Linked DNA regions of Homo sapiens: region 1 is linked to region 2. A link is an interaction called in ENCODE POLR2A ChIA-PET data of the cell type or tissue named here. Cell type or tissue: K562. All regions are shown on one strand. Each heading gives the region's core, and the rest is flanking DNA. Links, peaks and the distances in the headings are about the cores only. Region 1 overlaps LOC101928004 (a long non-coding RNA gene). Region 2 has its middle 68 kb from the start of LINC03055.

Region 1 (5,374 bases), core at 261-5,260, 180 kb before region 2:
GACAGTCTGTAGTGTGAAATGGAAAATTCTCTGCAACCTCATCTGGCCCATTGGAAGCCTTGCCATTAACTATCTAAGGTACACTATCAGGCAACAAGGTGGGAGAGCACAAGTAGGTTCAACTCTCCAGATCCTTATTCCCAACTCCTTCCACCTGTCTTACCATAAGGTAAAAGCTCAAACCTCAAGGTAGTCTACAAAATGCAGCTAGAATTGTGGGCTTTCCTGACTTTTAAACTAGCTGCTTCCATGTGTGTGTGTGTGTGTGTGTTGCACACTCACAGCTGAATTGTAATTTATTCTCATTTGATTTCTTGGTGTCAGTCTGTAGAACCCCAAACCTGAATCATGGTGCCTATGCTATCCTTTTCTCACAACTCACCCTCTCTGTGTGAATTTGATTTTCAAATCCACTAGTGTTTTGAAATGTCTGAATTATTCATTCAGAGAAGCAATGCACCATGCACCAGACACCAAATTACTTTCTATGATACTTAGTCAAAGAAAAGGCCCCCTTTAAAAACACTTAATCTTAAATCTATCTAGTCTCAAGGAAGGAAAGTAAGTTCATATTCAAAATCTGTCAAGTCCTAAGTTGCCCTGGGGAAGTAAAAGCAAATTACAAAAACTGTTCCAGGGATTTGTCCACACTTGTTCATAGCTGCATTATTCACAATAGTCCAAAGTGGAAGCAAACCAAGTTTTTCTCAACAGGTGAATGGATGAGCAAAATGTGATCTATCCACACGATGGAATATTACTCAGCCTTAAACAGGAAGAGAATTCTAACACATACTAGAACATGGATGAACCTTGAAGAAATTACACTCAGTGCAATAAGCCAATAAGTATTTGTCACAAAACGACAAATACTGTATGATTCCACTCATATAAGGTTCCTAGAGGAGCCAAATTCAGAAACAGAAGGTAGGATGGGTGTTGCCAGGGGTTGAGGGAAGGGGCAACTGAGAGTTATTGTTTGATGGGTACAGAGCTTCAGTTTGGGAAGATGAAAAAGCTCTGGAGACGGATGGTGGTGCTCGTTGCACAACAGCATGAATGTACTTAACGCTGCTGAACTATATGCTGGAAAATGGTTAAGATGTTAAATTTTATATTGTATGGAAGCATTACAAAAAGTATCCTGTAAAATCCTTTCTACCTGCCCACATACGTCTTCATGATAAGAGGCTTTTTTTTTTTTTAAGTTTACTTTTAAAGAATGGAACTCAGATAAGAAAAGACCATTTGGGCAGGGCGCGGTGGCTCACGCCTGTAATCCTAGCACTTTGGGAGGCTGAGGTTGGGGGGTCACCTGAGGTCAGGGGTTTCAGACCAGCCTAGCCAACATGGTGAAACCCCGTCTCTACTAAAAATACAAAAATTAGCTGGGCATGGTGGCACATGCCTGTGATCCCAGCTACTCAGGAGGCTGAGGCAGGAGAATCGCTTGAACCCAGGTGACGGAGTTTGCAGTGAGCTGACATCGTGTCATTGCACTCCAGCCTGGGTGACAGAGTGAGTCTCCATCTCAAAAAAGAAGAAGAAGAAGGAGAAGGAGAAGAAGGGGAGGAGGAGGAAGAGGAGGAGGAAGAAGAAGGAGAAGGAGGAAGGGAGGGAGGAAGAGGAGGAGGAAGAAGAAGGAGAAGGAGGAAGGGAGGGAGGAAGAGGAGGAGGAAGAAGAAGGAGAAGGAGGAAGGGAGGGAGGAAGAGGAGGAGGAAGAAGAGGAAGAGGAGGAGGAGGAAAAGGAAGAAGAAGAAGGAGGAGGAAGAGAAAGAGGAGGAGGAGGAGGAGAGACCATTTGGGAAAGGTACAGGACCACCCCATTTGCTTCTCTGGACATAGAATACCAGCCAAGGAAAAGTTAGCACCAAAACAGGGTCAATTGATTTTGTTCCTTAAATTTGATGTCCCTCCTCATCCAACTCCTCTGCTCTCCACCCAGCACAGGCAGAGGTGACCAGTTCTTGCCCCAGGGCCTGTGCTGATGTCTGGCAGGACTCTGGAAGGAGCTTCCTCCTCCCCTTGGAGAGCATTGCCCAATGGCAGGTGGAATGAAAGGAGTTTTGTCTGAGATGTGTAGAGTAAAATCCTAGTCACATGCACAAAAATTTTCATGAATAAAGAGCTTTCATCAGAATACATTTGGATTTTGAAACAGAAAGTTGAAAGGTCTCACCACGTTTCTCAATGCAAAATTTGAAAGTGTGCTTAAAAGTCTTCCTTGTTGCTGTTGCCATTACTTAAATATGTTTATTTCACTCTGCTATTGCTAGAGATGGATAATACCTCTGAATGTGTAAGATTTCTAAATGAGCATGCTTCTTTTGTAACCTAAATCTCCCCAGGTTTTACAGCCATATGGCGCTCCTCTTCCTTTAATAGTCAATTAAATATATGCACGCTATAATCTCACAGGACGGCACAGAGACCAGCAGTCCCAATATTAACCATCCAGGGAGGGTCTGGTCCAGGCAGTTTTTTGCGTTGCCTCTTGCTACAACACCTGACTCCAGCTTGGTGCTGGAGAGCCTTAGGCCTCTGCCCTCTCTTCATAATAACCTGGTGCAAACAAAGCACCTCTCTTCCCACCAGATTCCCCAAGATGATGTGGCATTATGCATGATGGCCAATGCATGAGTACAGGGAGAAACTCGAAATAGAATATCAGACCTCTAGTTCCTAGAAATCATTGCCAATTTCTTGGCACTGGGTCCAGGCCTCTTATCAGATTGCTGGGGTCCTCACCTCTCTCAAGTACTGTTGCCCTATACCTTCTTCCCTCTGGAGGCCCCAGCCCCTTCTCTTTAGGGCTGCCAGAGGGGAATCACAGAATTCTCCTTCTTTTGTGCTGAGCCATATACCTTGCTAGGCTTCAATCTCTTCATTCACATTATGTTTTAAGCCCATTAATGTATTTTCCTGATAAAAGAGACATTTGCCTTGGTTTTTCACCATAAGCAACCAAAGACAAAAGCAACAGAAACATTTAAATTATGTTTTTATCAATTTAAAATTTTTCTCATGACTTCAAGCTTTTCCCAAACGTTATCTTCCCAATGAGGTTTACAATGGCCGTGCTGTTTAAAATAGGCAAGCTGTCGTCCTCTCCCTCCTGATCTTCTTATCTTGCTGTCTAGGATCGTGTTCCCTGGAACAAAAGGCTGAGACCGAGAGAGAGGCATGCAGCAGGCTCTTGGGGGGTGCTCAGGGAGCACACACCTGTGAGGAAGCTGGGAAGGCAGGATCGGGAGAGAGAAGCCGGCACCCCATGTGGTTGGCTGGCTGCCACTGAGGACTGAGCCAGCCTTACAGGGAGCTCTGGAGCTGGGAAGGCCCTAGAGTGTCTCCAGTTGAGGAAAGGGGCTGGGCCTTATATCCCAGGTCAGGCAGACTTGGTCATGGGCTTCACCCTGGGAAAGGCATAACTGTAAGCAAGACTGTTTCCAGAAGCTGAGGGAGGCAGCTGTGATTCACCAGCCACCGATATCCCAGCAGCTCGGGGATGGGGATATCTTCATCCTGAAGAGGAGGTCTGGACAGAAACCCATAACATCCACTGTGCCTGCTCTACTTGACTTTTTCCAATGGCACCTGCCACCTCGTACCATGCTATACACAGTACCGTGATATTTATTGCATCCCTTGTTTGTGGCTGGCCCCAGCTGCCTCTGCCACCAGCCCTGCTAGACTGCAGGCTCCATGAGAGCCAGTCTCTTGCTCTGTTTTGCTGGGCAGAGGGCTTTGCAGAACCGTACCTGGCACAGGTAGGCACTCCACAATTTTTTTTTTTTTTTGAGACGGAGTCTCGCTCTGTCGCCCAGGCTGGAGTGTAGTGGCACGATCTCAGCTCACTGCAAACTCTGCCTCCTGGGTTCACGCCATTCTCCTGCCTCAGCATCCCAAGTAGCTGGGACTACCGGCGCCTGCCACCACGCTTGGCTAATTTTTTGTATATTTTTTAGTAGAGATAGGGTTTCACAGTGTTAGCCAGGATGGTCTCGATCCCCTGACCTCGTGATCTGCCCGCCTTGGTCCTCCCAAAGTGCTGGGATTACAGGCGTGAACCACCTTGCCCAGCCCAAATATTTGTTAATAAATGAAAGGATTCACGTGTCTCAAGTTAAATACTTAGGTAGGATGCAGGTGTTCCTTACACCAGCCATCACCATAGAGAAGGCAGTGGAAGATCTTTTCTCTCTCTTTCCAGGGCAAATCTGAAAGATATTTTCTTCTCCTCCCTACAATAGACTAGTCATTTCTGTGCACTCCTTGCTTGATTAGCAAGCTGTGTAACCTTAACCTAGTCACTCAGTCTCTCAGCGCCGCCCTTCTTATTTGAAATCATTTTTGATGGATCGGAGTTGATGAAATTGACTTCCTGCTTACATATTCTAAGAATTTGTTGAACATCTGCGGATGGCCCAGCATTTTCCCTGTTATTATTTTAAAGATGCCAACTCTAAAATTCTGTGAAATATAGGGCCACATAAAGCAATCTTCTGACCCTTTGTGAATCGATAACTGCTGATCCTATTCTGCAGAAAGCCCAGGAAGTAAGTCCTGACAACATCCAGGAGCACATTCTAGAACGTATAGAATCACACAGTTAAAAAGTCTCCCTCTTTTCTAAATTCTTACTGCCACAACTAGTCATATGTCTCTTTATAAATAAGCATTTTTCATTAAACTCTGAGTTCCTCTTAGAAAAAAGCATGTACTGGCCAGGCGCGGTGGCTTACGTGTGTAATACCAGCACTTTGGGAGGCCAAGGCGGGCAGATTGCCTGAGGTCGGGAGTTCGAGACCAGCCTGACCAACATGGAGAAACCTCATTTCTACTAAAAATACAAAATCAGCCGGGCGTGGTGGCGCATGCCTGTAATCGCAGCTACTCGGGAGGCTGAGGCAGAAGAATTGCTTGAACCCGGGAGGCAGAGGTTGCAGTGAGCCGAGATCGCGCCACTGCACTCCAACCTGGGCAACAAGAGCGAAACTCCATCTCAAACAACAACAACAACAACAACATGTACCTTACTTGAAGCCCATTAAAGTGTCTGAAACCCAGGAGACCCTTGGTAAATATTTGTGGAAACTGATTAACTAAAGGGTCCATGGGTTCTAGGCTTGAAACTTTAAACTTCAGCATTCTCTTTTCCCCAATAAATCAACTTACTTAAACAATTAGACTATACCCACTCACAGCATTGAACAGCCATGGGCCAAGACCCTTAGATGATCAGAATCTTGTCTTGTCTCTTAGAGATGAAAAAACTTTTGGGAATACCTACATCTGCCTGAAGATATTTAATCAAATCTATTATCTATTTAATAATTTGCTTTAGGTGTTGTGGCTTTTAACAATGGAGTGGGC
Region 2 (5,374 bases), core at 125-5,124:
TTCCCACTTCCCAGCCTCTGGTAACCACCCTTCTACTCTGCGTCTGTGAGTTTGACTTTTTTAGATTCTACATACAAGTGAGATCATGCAGTATGAAACCACCAGAAGACCCTGAATAGCCAAAACAATCCTGAACAAAGCTGGAGACATCATACTTTTTTATTTCAAACTATATTACAAAACTATAGTAATCAAAACAGTATGGTAGTGGCATAAAAACAGACATGACACATAGACCAATGAAACAGAGTAGAGAGCCCAGAAATAAACCCAAGCATATGCAGTCAACATCCACAATGGGGAAAAAATTTTCTCTTAATCGATGGTTCTGGGAAAACAGGATATCCATAAGCAAATGAATGAACTTGGACCCTTATAATGAAACTGACCCAATAGTCCCATAGACAGTTCTTTTTGATAAACATAGAAATTGACCCTTCTGGCCTTAAAGCTTGAAATTCATATTTGAAATTTTAAAACATATAAACATTTATTTTTTTTTAATCTCAGTTCCTTCTTCAGGAAACTACCTTCAGCCCTCTCAAGAAAAAAGTAAGAAAGGACTGAAACTCACCAGATCACAGAATCCAGACAATGAGATGCTGGACTTCTCCTTCATCAGGATTGCTTCCTTGCTTCTTCTTAGTTCCTGTTTTCTTACACATTGTTACATTTCTTCCCTGCTATATAAAACCCCTAATTTTAGTCAGTCAGGGAGATGGATTTCAGGCTGAGCTCCCATCTTGTCGGCTTCAGCACCTGATTAAAGCCTTCTTCCTTGGCAGTACTCATCAGCTCAGTCCTTGACTTTCTGTGCTGCAGGCAGCAGGACCTAGACCAAACCCCTGATGTTTCAGTAACAATACCATAAACACAAATTAACTACATTTTATTCAGACAATTGTACATCTTGAATAAGTTGCCATTTACCCAAGAAACAGCCGGGAACTCAACCGAATTCTCTTTTTCAAGGCCCCTTCTGCTCCTGACAGGAGGGGACGGGGGCAGCCTTTGGAACAGCAGGCAGGGCACAGACAGGACCCAGGACATACCATACCATACCATACACGGTCAGAACAAGGAGGGTCCTCAAAGACCAAGTGCTCCAACCCCAAACCTCACCCCATCAGCAGGAGAACTGGTCAGTGATTCCTCAGCCTCTTCTGGAATATTCTCAGGGGATTTGCCAGCTGTTGCCCACCTTCTCCCTCCATGAAGCTGCAGTCCCTACCCTGCAGCTTCTGACCATTTAACCTCTGATGGAAATCTCCTTAAGGGTGGCCTTAGGAGAGTGTTCACGGATTAGGTTCTTGTACTAGCATTCAGGAATGTACAACTAAGAATGGAATTCTGTTCCTTTGATAATGGGTCCTAACAGTATGTATTATGTGCAAATGCCCCTTTCTGTGTAGCCATGGTGATTTCCTGGTTTGCTGCACGTGGGTCTGTCTGCATTTGCGTCGGTCAGCCTGTCATTGTCCCTAGCCCTCCCACACTCTCAACTGGGTCCGTGGACCCTTCCCTGCCTACCCTTAGAATCCAGGATCAGAGGAAACCGGACCAGCTGCAAGCAAGAGGGGTTTATGGACTATCAGTTCACCCCTCTAACACTTGGCACCCTCTCTGTCATAGCTCATCCAATTCTATTACTTCACCTGGCTGTGGTCTTGTGTCTGCTCCAAACACAAGGCAGTGAGGGACTTAGCACCCGGGCCAGCAGCTGCGGAGGGGGCGCCAGGTCCCCCATCACTGCCAGCCCGCCCACGCGGCGCTCGAATTTTCGCAGGGCCTCAGCCGCCTCCCCGTGGGGCAGGGCTCCGAATCTGCAGCCCGCCACGCCGGAGCACCCCCGCAGGGGGTTCCCATGCGGCCCGAGCCTCCCCAAGGGGCGCCGCCTACTGCTCCGCGGCGCCCGGTCCCATTGACCACCCAGCGGCTCAGGAGTGCAGGCGCACGCAGTAGGAGTGCGGGCAGCTCCAGCTGCGGTCGCGGCGCAGGATCTCCTAAGGAAAGCCAGCTGGGCTCCTGAGTCAGGTGGTGACTTGAAGAACTTTCATGTCTAGCTGGAGGATTGTATATGCGCCAATCAGCACTGTGTGTCTAGCTGCGGGTTGGGGGGCGGGGGTTGGTTTGTGGATGCACCAATCAGCACTCTGTATCTAGCTAATTTGGTGGGGACTTGGACAACATTTATGTGTAGCTAGAGGATTGTAAATGCACCAATCAGCACTCTGTGTCTAGCTCAGGGATTATAAATACACCAATCAGCATTCTGTGTCTAGCTAAAGGTTTGTAAACGCACCAATCAGTGCTCTGTGTCTAGCTAATCTAGTGGGGACTCAGAGAACTTCTGTGTCTAGCTCAAGGTTCGTAAATGCACCAATCAGCAGCCTGTGAAAAATGGGCCAATCAGCAGGATGTGGGTGGGGTCAGATAAGGGAATAAAAGCAGGTGGTTCGAGCTAGCAGCCGCGATTTGTTGAAATTCTGTAGTAGGTGTGTTTGTAGTCGTGCTGTCTTTATGAGCTGCAACACTCATTTTAGAGGTCTGTAGCTTTCCTCCTGAAGACCCCTAGATCGTGAACTCACTAGAAGGGACGAGTGACTCCAGACACGTAGCTTTTAAAAGCTGTAACACCATGAAGGTTTGCAGCTGCATTCTTGTAGTCAGCATATACCACGAACCCACTAGGAGGAAAATATTTGAGACGCATCTGAACAGTTGAAGGTATAAACTCTAGACACACCATCTTTTAACAACTGTAACAGTACGAGGGTCAGTGGTTTCGTTCTAGAAGTCAGCAAAACAGAACCCACCAATTTGGGACACACCTGGACAAACGTCAGCCTACCGTGAAAACTTTTAAAGATGTAAATTACCTAACCGCGCTCCACACCTTTGGAGTCCACAGTTCGGAGGTGGATCCCAGAGCCAGCTCTCTGCATTTTAGCAAGCTCTTACGGTGGTTCTGATGCACATTGCAGCTTGAGAACCACGGTCCTACGTTGTAACTGTTACCTTCTGGCTGTACAAAGTCTACTGCTGTGTCTTCTATGCTCCCACCCTGGCTTGGTTAGAGACTATCCCTTTCGGGCAACTATGATCCATGGCAGCCTTAGGAAGCCCACGTATAAGCTGACTCCAGCTGCTGCTGTCTTCCTCCACTGTCCCTGGGCTGAGTTCCCATCATAGCATCTATAGATGCCCTCATTCCTCCCTGAGCTTTCTTTGCTCCTTGTCTTTCCTTTCAAATGTAGTAAAGTTGTCTCATGCCCTGCTGAAGACTGTTGGGGTGCAAAAAGTCGGGCCCTGGGCTTGGAGTGAGTGGCCCTGGGCCCCACCAGGTGCTGCTGTTTGAGCTATGGACAGCCAGTTAAATGACCAGCAGGTGTGAAGTATCTGACCCAGGGCTCAAAGCCTCTCCACCCATGGCTTCCTAGGACTGTGCCCAGCGTCTCTTCCCTCCTTTTGAGTATCCCTCATCTCTAAAACCAGGGTGGTACTGCTTACCTTAACACAAGCCAGATCTTAAGCAAAACAAGACTGGAGACTTTATAAACGTCAAGACTTGCCGACCAAAGTGTGGCTTATGGCCAGGCACAGTGGCTTATGCCTGTAATCCTAGCAGTTTGGGAGGCTGATCAACTGAGGTCAGGGGTTTGAGACCAGCCTGGCAACCATGGTGAAACCCCATCTGTGTTAAAAATACAAAAATTGGCCGGGCACGGTGGCTCACGCCTGTAATCCCAGCATTTTAGGAGGCTGAGGCAGGTGGATCACCTGAGGTCGGCAGTTCAAGACTAGCCTGAACAACATGGGGAAACCCTGTCTCTACTAAAAATACAAAATTAGCCGGGCATGGTGGTGCATGTACGTAATCCCAGCTACTCAGGAGGCTGAAGCAGGAGAATCGCTTGAACCCAGTAGATGGAGGTTGCAGTGAGCCAAGATCATGCCATTGCACTCCAGCCTGGGCAAGAAGAGCAAAACTGTCTCCAAAAAAAAAAAAAGTTAAAAAAAAATACAGAAATTGGCCAGGCATGGTGGTGCACACTTATAATCCCAGCTACTTGGGAGGCCGAGGAGGGAGAATCACTTGGGCCCAAGAGGCATAGGTTACAGTGAGCCATAACCACACCACTGCACCCCAGCCTGGGTGACAGAGGGAGACTCCATCTCAAAAAAAAATTACAAAACAGAGTGTGGCTTGTGGGTCAGCAGCAGTGGCATCCCCTAGGATTCTGTTAGGAATGCAGAATCTCAGGCCACACTCAGGCCCCTGAGAATCTGCATTTTAACAAGGTCCCAGGGGATGCATCTGTAAAGTCTGAGAGGCGCTGATTTAAATAACTAGAAGAATGGGAGACACTACATATGTATCTGTCTTCAAGTTCTTCCGTCACACCCCTTCCCTCTCAGTGCTTTCCCACCTCCAGAAGAAATGCTGTCCTCTCCCTTGTCTAGAGCAGTCGTTCCTAACCAGCTGGCCCATGAGAATCACCTGCACCAACACTTAGGCCAGACCCCAGGCCAGTGAAATTAGAATATCTCAGAAAGGGCCCCACATAAGGATTTTTTTTTTTTTTTTGAGATGGAGTCTTGTTGTGTTGCCCAGGCTGGAGTGCAGTGGTGCGATCTGCTCTCACTGCGACCTCCACCTCTTGGGTTCAAGTGATTCTCCTGCCTCAACCTCCTGAGTAGCTGGGACTACAGGCACACATCACCACGCCCGGCTAATTTTTGTATTTTTAGTAGAGATGGAATTTCACCATGTTGGCCATGCTGGTCTCGAACTTCTGACCTCAAGTGATCCACCCACCTCTGAAACGGAAAGAGTTCCCTTTTTCCCCTCGCAGGATGTGTGACAGGGGGAGTGCCCCACTTCTTCAGGGTCCTGCTGCTCAAACCTCTAGGGGAGCATAGAGGTGGGCAGGTTGTGGGACTCCCAGCCCATGGCAGGGTCTAGGGGTGAATGGTTATGGCTCCTGAAGCCCCAGTGGGCGTGTGCGCTTTAGTTTAGCCGTCTAGAGGCGGCTTGTGTTAACCAGCTCAATTTGACCCTCTTCTGTCGAAAGGACAGAGGGCTTTCTGTATCCGAGTTCTTGCCTTGATGTACCAGAAGAATCAGATCACACGTGGGCTTGGAGAATGGGTGCAAAGTTTTATTGAGTGGAAGTAGCTCTCAGCAGGTGGGGGAGCCAGAAGGGAGATGGTTTGCCCCTGAAGTCAAGCCGCTCGGTGGTCCTGACCGCCCCAGCCAAACTCTGCGTCATTCTGTGGGTGGAAGTCCTGCAGGTGTGCCGGCGTGCTCTCCTCGGGTCCTCTCAATGTCGAGCTGCACGAGTCTTCTTCCGCCGATGTGTTCCTCGAGACG

What was found. ChIA-PET counts read pairs that join two places held together with the same protein. Peaks named below come from ENCODE experiments on the same cell type or tissue, not always from the same donor. Only the 100,000 strongest peaks of a DNase experiment are listed, where the experiment ranks them.
Region 1: POLR2A ChIA-PET joins it to region 2 with 5 read pairs; 2 of 35 experiments call an interaction of 5 or more read pairs at or near these places.

What each region holds. Positions count from the first base shown.
Region 1 is chr6:6,769,696-6,775,069 of GRCh38, forward strand. The region is part of intron 2 of LOC101928004 (a long non-coding RNA gene); the gene reads right to left. Among named protein-coding and RNA genes, the nearest start is that of LINC03055, 110 kb to the right of the region's middle. In K562, for the core only: no CTCF peak of the experiment used is centred there; a DNase peak (open chromatin) is centred at 2,698; H3K27me3 peaks cover 414 bases.
Region 2 is chr6:6,950,770-6,956,143 of GRCh38, forward strand. No RefSeq gene overlaps it. Among named protein-coding and RNA genes, the nearest start is that of LINC03055, 68 kb to the left of the region's middle. In K562, for the core only: no CTCF peak of the experiment used is centred there; no DNase peak of the experiment used is centred there.